Linked DNA regions of Homo sapiens: region 1 is linked to region 2. A link is a loop called in an ENCODE intact Hi-C map of the cell type or tissue named here. Cell type or tissue: B cell. All regions are shown on one strand. Links, peaks and the distances in the headings refer to the core of each region. The heading gives the core; the rest is flanking DNA.

The links. Peaks named below come from ENCODE experiments on the same cell type or tissue, not always from the same donor. Only the 100,000 strongest peaks of a DNase experiment are listed, where the experiment ranks them.
Region 1: a loop joins it to region 2, with 23 times the contacts of the local background. A loop is called at or near these places in 4 of 110 quality-filtered maps.

What each region holds. Positions count from the first base shown.
Region 1 is chr11:71,635,789-71,643,355 of GRCh38, forward strand. It overlaps the pseudogene LOC645544. Among named protein-coding and RNA genes, the nearest start is that of KRTAP5-11, 57 kb to the left of the region's middle. RefSeq lists a silencer at 3,507-3,686. In B cell, for the core only: CTCF peaks have their summits at 3,576 (motif pointing right) and 3,777; a DNase peak (open chromatin) is centred at 3,573; H3K4me3 peaks cover 625 bases; H3K27me3 peaks cover 1,666 bases.
Region 2 is chr11:71,809,719-71,817,285 of GRCh38, forward strand. The region is part of intron 10 of XNDC1N-ZNF705EP-ALG1L9P (XNDC1N-ZNF705EP-ALG1L9P readthrough); the gene reads right to left. It also overlaps the pseudogene ALG1L9P and the pseudogene ZNF705EP. Among named protein-coding and RNA genes, the nearest start is that of DEFB108B, 20 kb to the right of the region's middle. RefSeq lists a silencer at 3,791-3,890. In B cell, for the core only: a CTCF peak has its summit at 4,183 (motif pointing left); a DNase peak (open chromatin) is centred at 4,153; H3K4me3 peaks cover 609 bases; H3K27ac peaks cover 444 bases.

The sequences.
Region 1 (7,567 bases), core at 1,550-5,549, 170 kb before region 2:
AGAGAAACTCACCCCTTAGGGGGAGAGTGTGAGGCTGGCAGCCACACAGAGGGCTTTTCCTGCGAGCTCTCGCACAGATGCAAACAGCCAGGAGGTTTTGCTTTCTGAGCCTGAGTGGAAGCATGTTCCTCCCTGAACATTGCCGCTCAGCAGCAAATGTTTATTCCTGTTGTATTGATTAAAAGTGCTTACCAGGCCGGGCGCGGTGGCTCAAGCTTGTAATCCCAGCACTTTGGGAGGCCAAGGCGGGCAGATCACAAAGTCAGGAAATTGAGACCATCCTGGCTAACACGGTGAAACCCCGTCTCTACTAAAAATACAAAAAATTAGCCGGGCATGGTGGCGGGCGCTTGTAGTCCCAGCTACTTGGGAGGCTGAGGCAGGAGAACGGCATGAACCTGGGAGGCAGAGCTTGCAGTGAGCCAAGATTGCGCCACTGCACTCCAGCCTGGATGACAGAGCAAGACTCCGTCTCGAGCAAGACTCCGTCTCAAAAAAAAAAAAAAATAATAAAGAATATGCTTACTGAAAGGGTTTGAGGGGAGTGGTGACAGTGTGAGTTATGGCTCTGCCGGCTGCCAGTGGAGCCAGCCGCTCTGCACAGCTGTGCAAGGGTGTTTTGAAAAGTGGTTCAGCCAGCCAGGAGTGACTGGGTGTAAGTGTTGCTGCCACAACATCTTGTAGCCTGATTGGGGCCGTATTTGCAGAACCCCTAAACCATTACACTTGTTCAGGCTTAAAAATAAGCTTGCTTTTTTGTTTGTTTGTTTTGGTTTGTTTTATGAGACGGAGTCTCGTTCTGTTGCCGGGTTGGAATGCAGTGGCATGATCTCGGCCCACTGCAACCTCTGCCTCCTGGGTTCAAGTGATTCTCCTGCCTCAGGCTCCCGAGTAGCTGGACTACAGGCGTGTGCCATCATGGCCCGCTCATTTTTGAATTTTTAGTAGACACGGGGCTTCACCATGTTGGCCAGGATGGTCCGATCTCTTGACCTCGTGATCTGCCCACCTCGGCCTCCCAAAGTCCTGGGATTACAGGTGTGAGTCACCGTGCCTGGCCAAACATAAACTTACTTTCTTACCTCTTCTGCTGAACTCTATTTGCTTCTTTTCCCAAACGTCTTTATCCAAAAGAGCTTTTAGAAACAAAGTTACCCAATGCCCTTCCCTAGTCTGTCCTTGCAACTGGCTCTCAGCAGGGCGTAGGAGGAAATCCTTGACAGAACCAATTTACGTGACTGTTTGGAGGACTCTGGCTAGCCCCAGGAGATGTTTGCATTTTTAAATTGGTTACTAGTGTCAGAATGTTTCATGAGTAAGAGCACAGCCTCCATGTTGGATGCCCTGAATTTTAATCTCAGCAAGGCCACTTTGTATATAACCAGAGGATGGATTTGGGGACCCAATGGATCTACCATGACATGAAGTTGCACCAACATTCACCGGACCTCCAAAATGCCTATTCTGACTGGTAGACCCTAGTCTTGCCCTAGTGCCAGTTCAGAGCCTGTGTCCAGTGATCCTGCACAGATCTCATTAGTTCCTTTTCCCCTGTTCAGTCATCCTGGTAAAAGGCTGTGTATTCCTTCGGGGGCAGGCTGGGAGAAAAATTGACAGTATAAATTTTTGGCAGTGGAGTAGAGTCCTTTCTGGAGGGGACCTGGCTTCCCATTTCAGACAAGGGACTCCGGGTCTGTGAACTGGCTTATGTCTGGGAATTGACTGGGGACTGTGACTCTGTTTTTATGATTCAGATTAGACTTCTACTCACCTGACCTAGAAATCTTCTGCAAACACAGATCAAGTAAAAATGTGGCAGGCTTCTGACCTATTTCACTTCTAGGAATGCCACGATCAGCTGGCACCATAGGTCTCTGCGAGTCAGGCTATTCTGGTTGCAGCTTTGCCTCTGCTGTCTTTTATGGTAACTGTGTCCACCTTGCCTTTGGGGATTGAGTGCTGCGATCACTTGGCCCCGGCCCCTGTAGTGTGCCTATGTCACTTACCCTCTTTATACTTCAGTCTCCTCCTCTGTAAAATGGACATCCTAATAGCACCCACCCCCAGGGCTGTTGTGAGGTATAGATGGATTAGCATATGGAAAGTAATAGAAGAGGGTCTCAAAGCCCATGTGTCGTTATCAGAATTATTTCATGACAGGGGAGAGCTGGAGGAGAGAGGAAGGTGCTGAGCAGACCCATGTGCTCTCCCACCAGTGTTTCCTGAGCACCTACTATGTGCTGCCCACTGTGAGAGCTGTTAGGGTTGAAATAGGGAGCACAGCAGGGTAGGGTCTGCCATCAGGAGCTTAGTGGAGAGACCATTGTGCAACATGGTTCCAGCGCTTGGGGTGGAGAAGCTCAGGGAGTTCAGGGGCCTAGGATCCCGGGCAGAATCATGGAAAGGACACAGCCTCCCCAGCCTCTCCTGCCTCCACTGCCTCCCTGGCCTCCTCTGCTTCCCTGGCCTCTCCTGCCTTCCTGGCTTCCCCTTCCTCCCCGGCCTCCCCAGTCTCCCCTGTCTCTCCTGCTTTTGAGGTAGGCCAGGAGCTGCTGGTGCTCACTTAGCCTGTCCTGGACTCTTGGTGTAGCACCTCGATGTCCAGAAAATACCCCCGGGTTCAGCTGATCACACAGCCAAAGAAGGAGCTCCACACTGACACTAAGAGTGCATCCTGGGCTCATTCATCAGGTCATGCCTCCAAAATATTTCTCCACATCTCCTCTCTTTGCCCACCTGCATTATCTCTGTGCCTGAGCCCTGGCTGGGGGCCTGCAAGGATCCCCTATCTCCTCTGTCCCTGCACGGCTGGGTCCCAGGCAATCTGTCTGCCCACCACACCTCTCTCCCCTCGCCCTCCATGCTCCAGCCCCACAGTCCTCTTTCTGCTTCTTTCCCAGCCTCTGGGCTTTTGCACACGCTGTTCCCTCTGCCCAAACATGATCCACTGGGCTGAGAACAACTCTCTGAGACGTCTCTCAGCTGTTGCTTCCTTTGGAACAGCCGCTGCTGCTGTCCCTCTCCCAGCTCCAAGACCTGCTGAGCCTCCTGTCTTTTTCAGTTCCCATGCCCCCAGCACTTCTCCTTGGCCTCCCTTTGCCCAATTGACAATGTCCGTTCTCAATGCCTTCTCACCCAGGGCTGAGCCCTACTGTGTGAAGGCCATGCCTGTCATGTTCACCAAAATATCCCCTCCCCCATCACCACGCGTGGGCCACAGAGATGCTCAAAAAAGATCTGTTGGTAGGCAACGCGAAGGTGCATTCATGTCATCTTGCAGGAGGAATTCTCCACGAGTTTTGAGCAGCCTCGGTTTTCCCACCACCTCCAAATCATGCAAGACACAGGGTAAGAGCAAAGACAAGGTGGCTGTGGCCGATGTCCACCCTCTCGGGGCGTCCCTTCTCTTCTCTCCTCCTTGGGCAGGGAGACCATCGGGGTGCAACCTGGCTGGGGCGGGGAGGAGGTGCAGAGCCTGGCCGGAGCTGGCCTGGCCAAGAGCAGGGGACAGCGACCGCCTAGGCCAGGGCAGGTGAGCGCGGCGCAGGCCCCGGCCCGGCGTGTCCGCGGTGCGTGCGAGCGGCCAGCAGAGGGCGCTAGAGAGCCAGGAGCGGCCCGCGGAGGAGCCCGCGCCGGCCCCGATGCCCAGCTCCGAGCCGCGCGGACCCACCGAGCCCGCGCTCAGACGCCCCAGCTCCGCCGAGAGGCCGCTCGCGCCGGGTCCTTCCTCTTCCCCAAGTGCAGGCAGAGCCCCCGGAGCCATGGCCAGCCCTTCCGGCAGCTCCGAAGCCACTGGCAAGCCCCGAGGCAAGGATGGCCGGCCCAGGAGGGAGGAGGACGACGTCCCTCCCGAGGAGAAGAGGCTGCGGCTGGTTGCTGGAGCGGGGAAGCGCACAGCCCGAGGACTGCGAGGACGGGGAGGACGCTCCGCGGCCAGGCAGGGAGGAGACCTGCACCCAGACAGGTGGCGACGGCAGAGGAGTAAGTGACGCGGGCGCGGGGGTCCGGGGGTGCCGGGGGCGCGGGGGTGCCGGGGACGCGGGGTAGGGACGGCGGGAGGCTCCGTGGCCGGCCCCGGGTTGAAGTTGGTAACTGAGCGGCAACTCCGGCGGGCGCGGAGTGACAGCTCGTGACGGCCTCCGAGACGCCAGCTGCCCCTTCTCGGCTGTGTGGCTTAGACTTCCTGATTCTCCCACGACGTCCCTGGACTAGAGACCCACTGGACTCTGCGGCTAGTCAAAAGAGGAGGGGGAGCCCCGCGTCCTGGGGGCCCTCAGCAGGGGAAGGGGCGGGGGTTGCCCCGGGCATCCTGTCTGGGGCATCTGTCTGGGACTCTGCCGGTGCCTCTCACCTGGCGAGGGGCTTGTGGTGGGGGCAGGGGGGAAGTACCTGGAGCCAGGCTTGGCCAAGCCCTGCTCTGCTGGGCTGCGGGCTGGCGGCGCTCACCCAGCTCCTCACCTATCCCGCATCTTCCTGTTTTTCTTCCCTTTCTGGTTGGGCAGCGAGAGTTGAGAGGAGGCAGATGGCTTCCATCCCAGAAATCGCTCTCCTCTTTCCATCCCTACAGAGAGGGACAGAGAGGGAAAGTTCCTTGCATCCCCCGGGGCGCTGTCCCTGTGAGCTCCCGGTGTCCTGCACACGTGGAACCCTGAGTCACCGGGCCTGTGTGTGTGCGATGGGGCTCCGTGGCCAGCCTGGCCTCCTGGGGTTCACTTTCTGCTTTCCTACCCCAACTCTTCCTGTGTGGCTTTGCTGGCCTTCCACTGGGGAGGCACGTGGGTTTGGAGGGCAGATGAGGGCCCGCTGAGGAGCTGTACCCCTCAGTGAGGGCCGCCACCTTGATGGTTTTTGATGGATAATGGGGTTGACCTCTTTGCTCCTTCCACATGTTTTTATGTTTGACCATTTGCTCAGCTGAGCGTGTCTTAATCATTTGTTTCGTGGTGAATGAGCCCCACATGGGAGAGAGGGCGCCTTCATTCTGAACCCATTTAGGCAGCACGGGCAGCCCTCCTCGCCGTGGGCTGCATCAGAGCCCCCACTGCCCAGTCTTGGGGTTGCTCCTGGATGCTGTCTGGGAGGCTTGTTCATGGTGACATCCTCATCTCCCCGTGCACTTTACTGCATTCAGAGCTTGGGTCACCTGGACACTGAACTCAGATGAATTTTCTCTGAGATCCCGGGAGAAGGAGGACAGTTCTCTGGAAGGTTTTCCAGGGCCGATCACGGAAAGGATGAGAAGGGAAAGGTCCTGGTCGGGGACACAATGACGGTGGCAGTGTAACGCCGGGAAACTTGATTGCGTGAGGTCCCTCTCACTCCCTCTACCTCCCTCTTTTACGTAGACTCTGCCAAAGACCAGGATACCAGAATGCAATGGAGTGACCAAGTGTAGTGGGACCTTGGGAACGTGAGTCTGGAGCCAGGTGGCTGGGGTTTGCATCCTGGTTCTGCCCCTCCTTAGCTGGCTGACATGGCACAAGCCACTTACCCTCTCTGAGCCTTACTGTCTTCAGTGGCAAATGGATCGGTCAACAGGCCCCATTGCCTGGGGTTGTTACTGCTGAGATTAAGGGAAGCTCGTCCATAGAAGCACTTAGCATTGTGCCTGGCACATAGTGTATGGTGGATAAATGGGAATTAGGACTGAAACTCATGCCTTGGTGTGTTTTTGCAGTGATGTTTTGTTCTGGGGTGCATCACAAGGTTCTTGGCCGGGCGTGGTGGCTCAAGCTAATAATCCCAGCACTTTGAAAGGCCGAAGGGGGAGGATTGCTTGAGCCCAGGAGTTTAAGACCAGCCTGGGCAACGTGGTGAAGCCTCATATCTACCAAAAAAAAAAAAAAAAAAAAAGCCAGGTATGGTGGTGCGTGCATGTAGTCCCAAGTACTTGGGAAGCTGAGGTGGGAGGATTGCTAGAGCCTGGAAGGTCTGGCTGCAGTGGGCTGTGATCATGCCACTGCACTCCAGCCTAGGTGACAAAGTGAGACCCTGTTTCAAGGAAAAGAGAGAGAGAGAGACAGACCCACAAGTGTCTTAAGCCAGAATCTCCATGTTAAAATGCTTTCTGGAGGCTAGAAGGATGATATATTGATAATGAAATATTTAAAAGGCAGAAACCCCACTGAATTTCTTGGTCCACAGAGGGAAATGGGAATCGCATGACCTGAAGGATGATGCAGGAACTGAACAGAAACCATCCTTGTTTCCTGAATCTGAATATGGCACCCTCTTTTCACGGTGTCTGTATCTGCTCAGTCTGGCGGCCCCTCGAAAAGAGGGAATCTTGATTTTCAAACTTAAAATTTGGCCCAAAACCCACTGCTGCCCACAATGCCCGCCAGACACATTCCTCTTCCCTTTTAGTTTCTATGGGAATACTCTCTTTGAAGAACCCATGAAGCAGTGTCAGGCTGGTGTGAGGATCAGCAGCAATTTCTTTGAGGAGGAGAGCCCGTTTCTTCACTCACAGGCCATGTCTGAGTGGATCAAGAAGAACAGAGTGCACTTTTATGAGATTTTGTCTGCGTAGACCATTAGCTTGGTAAAAATGTCAAAACCATCCTCGTTCTTTAATAGCAGATTATTTTGGACTTTTCTCTGCAAGAAGCAGCATGGGCATTCAGATGTTTTTAAGGATAAAATGTTCTTTCTCATCACCAGGCCTGGTGCTCTGGATGGCTGAGGTTTTAATGTGACTGGATGTCCCTTGGAGTGGCTCCCAGGCTGTGCTTCTGTGGTTGGGTGGCAAGGGGTTGCTTTATTTGGTGGTGGCTAGAGGATGTTTTAGCAGGTTAATCGGGCCCCCAGGAGCCCCTGAGTGGCAAGTCCTGCTGCAGGGCATGTGTTTATGGTGGGGAGGTGGGGGGGGGGGTGGAGGGTGGAGCGTGGGGGGCGTTGATTTCCTGCCAATATCAGAGGTTTCACAGGCTTCTTGTGTATCCACAAACACCCACCCCATTGAGAAGGCCTAGAAAACCTGGCCCTCCCCAAACCTTTATTGACCGCTTGTGAATGATCCCAGGGTGTGTCTGACCCACAGCTCCTCCTGGAGGGAAAGAAAAGTCTCTCCTTAGGTATTTGGTTATCAACCTCAACCACTTGCTGAGCCTTCCTCAAGACCAGGCACCTCGGCAGAGATTTCAGGGTTGTCAGGCGGAACCAAGCATTCAAGGGTAATAACTCGTTGGGGTCCCTGAAATCCCTGATGAACACACCAGGTGAAAGCATCCAGGGTTGAAACCAGATGAGGAATGTTATTGTCAGCCTGGGGCTCCTGCAGAGGTGCATCCGTGTTGCAGGTATTTTCCTTCTTGCTGAGGAGAAACCTGGGTGTCTCAGCTTTGGCACAGTCACAACATTTGGGGTGAGACCATTCGTGGTGCTGGTGGTGGGGCCGTCCTGTGTACTGTAGGATGGTTAGCAGCATCTCTGGTCTCCATCCTCTAGGTGCCACTCTACCCTCCCAGCTATGGCTACCCCAGATGTCTCCAGACGGTTTCAAATATCATGGAGCAAGGGAGTGGTATGTGAGCAAAACCACCCCAGTTGAGAGCCATTGGTCTAC
Region 2 (7,567 bases), core at 2,020-6,019:
CATTTGATCACCTGAGTAACTTTAGAATGTGTCTTCTATGGAAGCCCTGGAGCCTCCCTTCTGGTATTTCATACATTGCTGGTACCAAGTACCCAGGGTAATACCCTCCGTCAGACATTGTTGGCAATTCCAGTATGGAGATGACACTAACGTGATGGGGCTCAAGAATCAGATGGTAGAAGACCAGCTGGGAGGTGAAGTCTCAGTAGGCTAGGGGCTTAATGTTCGATGCACACCAGACTTCTGAGACTCAGGAGGCGGGTGTGGATCTGTCTGCCCAGTGCCTCTCATTTACAGCCTGGACACGCTATTTCTTGAGGTGAACTACTGAAGGCTTTTGTACGACGTGTGTCAGGCAAGACTCTGGCCAGACCCTTTGCCATAGTCCATTTGTAATGTATTTCCACATGGCACAGGTATCTCCACTTTTGCCTATGCTCTCATGTGGCTCAGAATTATTCTCCCTACTGCCACTCTTCTTTGCCAACACAGAAGATATTTCAAGATGTAGCCCTAAGCTTCTCCATCTAATCAATAACATGAGGGCTCATATGGGAACATTGTCACAGGCTTACAGGAATATGTTCTTAAATATCTGCATTTTTATTACTCTCTTCATTAAATTGACATTTATATCATCACCATTATGATTGTTATTAATGTTATTATTATATTGGTACAGTTCTTTATCATGGATACATTTTTGGTCGTTTTTATGCAATGTTGAATAATTTTTTTATGTTCCTGAAGACTGTTGAATTTGCTGAAGATGATTAAAAGACAACCTTAAAACATAAATACCACAGCAACCCCAGGACTCCTACTGTACTGCCTGGTGTCCTGTAGAAGAATGGGCTTCCTGAATTATTCTTTTATTTTTCAGGCAAGTACCTATTCATACCAGCATAGGAGACTGATGAAGTGCACCCTCATCTTGTCATGGGCTCAGAAAGAATTCGTACATATGCTTTATGTGATAGCAACTCTATGTGTAGGCCTGTGAGCCCTAGAATGCACTTTCTTTCAGCAACTAGTCCACCTAACAGTTTTCTAAGTCAAATCCCCTCTCCATGCTTGGATAGGTCATGAATAGCTTTCTGTTACCCACCTAAGATGAAGGGATATTGCTAAATCAGGTTTGTGGCCAAGAAACTTTTACCTGGAGTGGCAGGAGAGGGCCTACCTGTTCACCAGTGTCTGCAACACTTTCTTTTGTCTTCCTTTTTATTTATTTATTTATTTATTTATTTATTTTATTTTTATTTTTATTTTATTTTTGAGATAGAGTCTCGCTCCGTCGCTCAGGCTGGAGTCCAGTGTCACGATCTTGGCTCACTGCAACCTCTGACTCCCAGGTTCAAGCGATTCTCCTGCCTCAGCCTCCTGAGTAGCTGGGATTACAGGTGTGTGTCACCACGCCCGGCTAATTTTTGTATTTTTAGTAGAGAGGGGGTTTCACCATGTTAGTCAGACTGGTCTCAAACTCCTAACCTCATGATCCGCCTGCCTTGGCCTCCCAAAGTGCTGGGATTACAGGCATAAGCCACCGCACCTGGCCTCTGCAACATTTTCTAAGTCAGTATAGAAGCTCTTTGAACCACCTTTTCAGTCAAAGAACTCATGAAAAAGTCTCCAAGAACTTGTGACCTTCTGGAAATTGTCAAAATCTCTACAGGTGTCCAGAGTCATCTAGATCCGTATTGCAAGCCACTGACTGGGTTCCACCATTATTAAAGCAAATGCAAAATATGCCATGCCCACCAAAAAAAATCCAGAAGCCATGGTATTTAGCTGTTTCCATCTTTCTTGCCTCCTGCAGGTGTGAGAGTACTGAGTATCATGCCCTCCTACAGCCTCTGGAGGACATGCCAGTGCCTAGAGGTACCAGGAGAGAGGGGTCATGAAAGAGCAGATGACAGCCAGGTGGCTGGGAATGACATTGTCCTGGGGCTTATTGCTTGTCATGAACTCTGCCACTGGGCAACATGTGCAGGTGTGGACCCGTGCCTTCTCTGGATCCCTGCCCCATCAGCCAGCTGTCTTATCTCCTGAAAGCTGGTAGGTGTTGGTCAGCATGGTGTTCCAGGACCAGGGTTATATTAACATTCTCTCTTAGGCTGAAACACCAGAAGTTAACACAGGAGTCCCCAGGTGTGCACATACTAACCTCCAGATTGTTTTTCTTCTCGTTCTAGATGTTCATCCTTGCTTTTTGGGACTTGAAATAACCCTACACAGACAAATATTTATGCCTATTATCCACTTATGGAAAACCTATATGTCCCAAGCCCATAGGGTTAGTATTATTATCAGTATTAAAACCATTAGTACTAGTATCATGATGATCATTATTCCTGTTAATATCCATCAATATTTGTATTACTGCCATTGTTAATATGGATTTTTCATTATTGTACAGCAATGAATATAGTTTATCCATTCACAAATGGTGTTCAGTTACCAAAGATGACTAAAAGGCATGTTCTACAGACATATACACACACAGCTGTCCTGGAGACACAGCTTTGCCACCAATTGCTCTTTCGTAAGATAGGATCCCCCAATACCCACTAGTTTTTCAGGACTCGACCTGAGCTAGCTCAACTAGACCTGGAAAAGTTTCCTATGCTCAAATGTACTTGGAAAAATTTAAAAGTCTCTTCAGAGGCCCAGTAATAGCTTTTGGCAGCTTCTAAGACCAGGGAGGGTTTCTTGGCCATTCAGAGCCATTCAAATATGCTAAGTAAACTCAAGGATCCAGAAACCCCACCTGCAGTCATGAAATACCAGTGAATGGCCTCTTTGAGTCTCTTCAAGGTTTTCAAAGATGACTGCCTGGGAAGGCTGACCAGGAAGTCACCCAAGCCCAACCTTCTGCAGGATGTTCTATGTCAGCCAGGGACCCAGTGAATTGCCATTGAACAGAAGGGAGGAACAGAAACAGCATGCCTGAGCTTCTGGAAACATTCTAAATGTCCTTGTTGGCCCAGCAAAGACTGGTACTACCATATGAGGCACAGACTTGGCAACCTACCTACTCCAGAAACCACAGAAGCTTTAAAGGTTCCCAGGAAGTCCCAGGAAGGGCAGCCACGGCCCTTTAGAGCCATCAGATTTTATTCTAAGTCTACGTGGGAGACAGTGCGCTTAGCTTCATAAAAACACCAGTGGAGGTGCTAACACTTGCCCCAGTATCCAGTCTTTTCTACCTCATCTCAGAGCCAGGCAGCCACTATTTCCCAAAGCTGCTGTGCAATGAAAGGGGAATATTCTAAGTGCTCTCCTGTGCCCACGAAATTCTGTGGCTGCGCTGAAAGGTAGGAGTTGTCCTCCGGAATGCTCTTCAGAAATCTGACACTGGTCAAGATTAAAGAAGCTCAATTCAACGTCATACAAAACCAATCCCCCCCCCAAAAAAAAATGCATAGTAAGACAAAATGAACACACCTGCTAATAATCATAAATGACAATAATAACAACAATGATGATCTTAGTGATAATGCCACCAACACTGTTAATGGCAATAACAATAAACCTGAGGTAATGAGTGTTAGGGTCCCGATTCACCGATGTGAAGGATGGCGACAATTTCTGGCCTCACAGAAATAAAGGAAAAGTAAACACCTGGAGGAGGAGGAGGTGAACCTGGAGCTCCCGCCGGCCTCTGGGCGCTCCTTGGTGGAAGGAGAGGGACTTGGTCCTGAGCCTGCCCCGGATCTACCTACACCAGAACCCCGGAGTCCCCCCGAATGGGCTCAGTCCCACCCAGGCCAGACGCCCCAGAGCCCCGTAGCCCGGGTCCTCCAGCCCTCGCTGCCGCTGCTTCTCGCGGAGCCGGGCCCGCCCCCCGCGCCACCTCAGCCTCTGCGGGGCTCTGGGAGGGCAGCGCCGAGGATGCTCCGGGCCCATCGACGGCATCCGGGCCCAGCTGGGGTATCCGGCCTCAGGCGGATACTGACGCCCTGAGGGCGCGGAATAGGGCGGCCTGCGCAGGGCCCGCCGTCTCGGGCCTTGCAAAAAGAGCGGCCTCTCCAACGCCCCTACCGGAACCTCCCCGGAGGCCCCAGCCCCAAAGCCAGGGCGATTGCGCCTCCCTAACTATGGGTGAAGAAAAATCAGGTCCTCCCTGGAGACCCGGCCCGCCGAGGGAGGCAGACTGCTCATGCGCCCTGCATGGCCGGAAAGATGGGTTTCATTGCCCTCTGCCGGCCATGAGGTGGCAGCACAGGACGTTTGGCCTTAGCGGTAGACCTGAGTCTGAATCACTGAAATTCAGGTGTGGATTATTCAGTACTTTCCTTTTGGAAGATCAAATGGAAATTGAGTACGATATCTTGTGCTTTAATTAAAGAAGATGGAAATAAAGAAGCAAATACAAAAATCAGTATACAAAAGTCGATTGATTCCCTCTATGTGGAGGGAAGACGAGCTTGAATAAGAGAAGCATTCTGTGTTACGCTTTAATAATGGCTGGAGATCTGCCACCATGCATTTGTCAAATCCCATAGAATTTCACAGCACAAATAGTACATCTTAATGTGGCTCAGGAGTACATATAATGTCAGCTACAGTTTGTGGGTAAATTACATATTTAATTAAATAGATTAAACAATAAATAATTATATGAGCTCTGTCTGCCTGGACACAGTCCTTGCCTCTCCAACCAGTTTGCCAAGGGCTTGAATTTCTTGCTCATTATCCTCACAGTTGACATAAACCCTGGCTGCAGAGTAAAATCAATCATTTGTGGAGTTTTTAAAGTATAATGATGTGTCAATTTCAACCATGGATAAGGCCATTTAGCCTTAGTAAGGCCGATCGTATTAAGATTGTGCCTGTTTGGCAAAATTTCAAGTCATCCCACTTGATATTCAGGAAACATTTTCTCTTGAGTTTTAGGTTCAGTGGTGAGGCTCCTTCACGGACAATACATTTTCCAATTCTGAGGACAAGGCAGAGGAGGGCCCCTCTGTGAGAACTTTCATTTTGCTTCGGGAAAAGTACATTGAATCAAATATAGGAAAGACTTGCAAGGTAGCTGACAGGTTCGGCTGTTTTATCATGCTGGTGTTTTATCTTCTGGACTGCAGTAAAAGGAGCACAGCTGTGTCTATCTCTGTGTAATAACTCAGGACTTACCTGAATAAAATGTGGGGTGTTATGAGATGAACTTCTACTTCCAGTTAGAGAGGCTCCAGGGACAAAATTTCAAGAGCCTTCTGAGGGATAGAAGAGAAGAGCTCCCTTATTCTCTGATCCCAGGTAACTGCTCAGAGACAGAGGAAAGGGCTGGGGACACCCAAATGCATATACTAAGTGTCTTTGATACAGCCTCCATTTCCCTGCTAAATCTATGCAATGACACACTGAGAAATCTAGCAAGTGGGGCTGAAGATCCCTGGTGTGTCAACTCGAGGGTTGGATGGAAACAAGTGATTTTAGTGGACGTTGAAGTAAAGGGAGGTGAGCTGTGAGGAAAGAGCTGTTGAAGACTGGGGAGACTCAGAAGTTGGGGTAGAATCTCGACCAAGAATCTCACCCAAGGGGTGCAGATGCAAATCGATTTGTTAGGGCTGCATAAATGAAACAAGGGCTTTGCCAACATACTAAGTTTTTTCAACAACAGATTGTATTCTTTCAATATTTGTAAGTATTGATCTTTTGGAAAAGTTTAATGAGATTTCTTATATAATTCTGCATTCAATTTTTTCCCTGGTCACTTTGCTATTATGCATCTACATGCCACATTTTTATGAATAGATATTTTCTCAAATTTCTGAATTATTTTGCTAAAGTATGTGTTAAGAGTTTTTTCTAGAGGTCCACCTTCTTGACTCACTTTTCTGATAAGAAATCTATCAGGTTTCTTCACAGTGATTTTCAAGTTTGATAGCTCCTCAATGTGAGAAACTTAGTGTCAACTAAGAAATGAATTACCACTAAAGAATTTTCTCCTTTCAAGATGCTAACCATGTTTTGTCCAGTGAGAAATCTCACATGTGCCACAAGTGTTGCTCTATGAAGAAAGGATTTCTCATGATTTTTCATTGCATAACTTCTCCAGTAAGACGTATTTGGTATTCCAAGAGAATTCATTGCCCTTGGAAAGACTTTCCCTTCTTATTTAGCTTATGAAGGCTTTCCTCTCTTATTTTCCATTTTAGCAGCATTTTATCACTGTGTTTTCTTGTGAACATCAGGCCTGGTGCTTGGCTGAATGTTTATTCACAGAAAATACAAATAAAGGGTTCATCCAAGTAAAGTTTTCTCATGTTATTTGACAATAAATTGCAAATAAAAACATTTTAACACTGAATGCAGAGTTAGAGATTCTCTACTTGAAAGTCCCACATGTTTTAAGTTAAAGCTGTTGCTGAAGACTTTTAGTTGATTATGTTGACAGTTTCAGCTCTCTCATGTCATTTATGCTCAGATCACTAACAAGTCTTTGGTACATACATGTCATACAATTTCTCTTCCATATGAATTTATTGATGTGGACTGAAGAATAAAGGTAACTGAAGTATCTTCCATGTTGATTACAGTATTTCTTCAAAATGTTAGTCCTTTGGCATGTTCAGATGCTACAACTACAGCTGAAGTCTCTTCCACATTCCTTACCTTCGTCATTCCTAACACCGTGTCATCTAAAGTCAGAATATGTTCTGAAGATGTTTATAATTTTCTCTCCAGCGTGAATTTTCTGATGTTATTTAAGATTAGTACATTGACTGAAGGCTTTCCCACATAAATGGCATTCATATGGCTTTTCTCCAGTGTGTGTTCTCTCATGTCATCTAAGGTCGGAAGACAGACTGAAGGCCTTCCCACATAGAAGACAAGCATGTGGTTTCTCTCCAGTGTGAATTATTTTGTTTCCTCTAAAGCCAGAGCTTTGACTAAAGGCTTTCCCACTGTTATCACATTCATACCACTTTTCTCCAAGGTGAGTTCTCTCATGTCTTCGAAGGTTAAAGGATTGAATAAAGGCTTTCCCACATTGATGACACTTATATGGTCTCTCTCCTGTGTGAGTTTTCTCATGTCTTCTAAGGTGAGAACACTGAGTGAAGGCTTTTCTACATAGATGACATGTATATGGCCTCTCTCCAGTGTGAGTCATCTTGGGCCGTCTAAGGTGAAAGCAATTAGTATAGGCCTTTTCACATAGATTACATTGATATGATTTACCTTTAGTATGAATTTGTTTATGTGGTTTAGGGGACAAAAGATTACTAAGGGATTTTCCACACTGTTTGCTGACATAGGGTTTCTTTCCACTATGAGTTAACAAACACTGAATTATTGTGGAACTGTGAGTGCAATCTTCTCCCGAATCATTACATTCAAAAGGATCCTCCAGAATGAGAGAGTTCTCCTTTGGGACAAAGATTAAAAGCTCTTAATGGTTTACCCACATATATCTATACATTCATTTCACTACCTTTGAATCCTAGACCAACCATTCAGTGGTAGACCCCAGTTGAAATCTTTCCAATGTTTCTTGTGTGAAAGGAAATTAAATTTTGGGACCCCAAACTCATTTAACCAAAGGGAAAAATCAAGC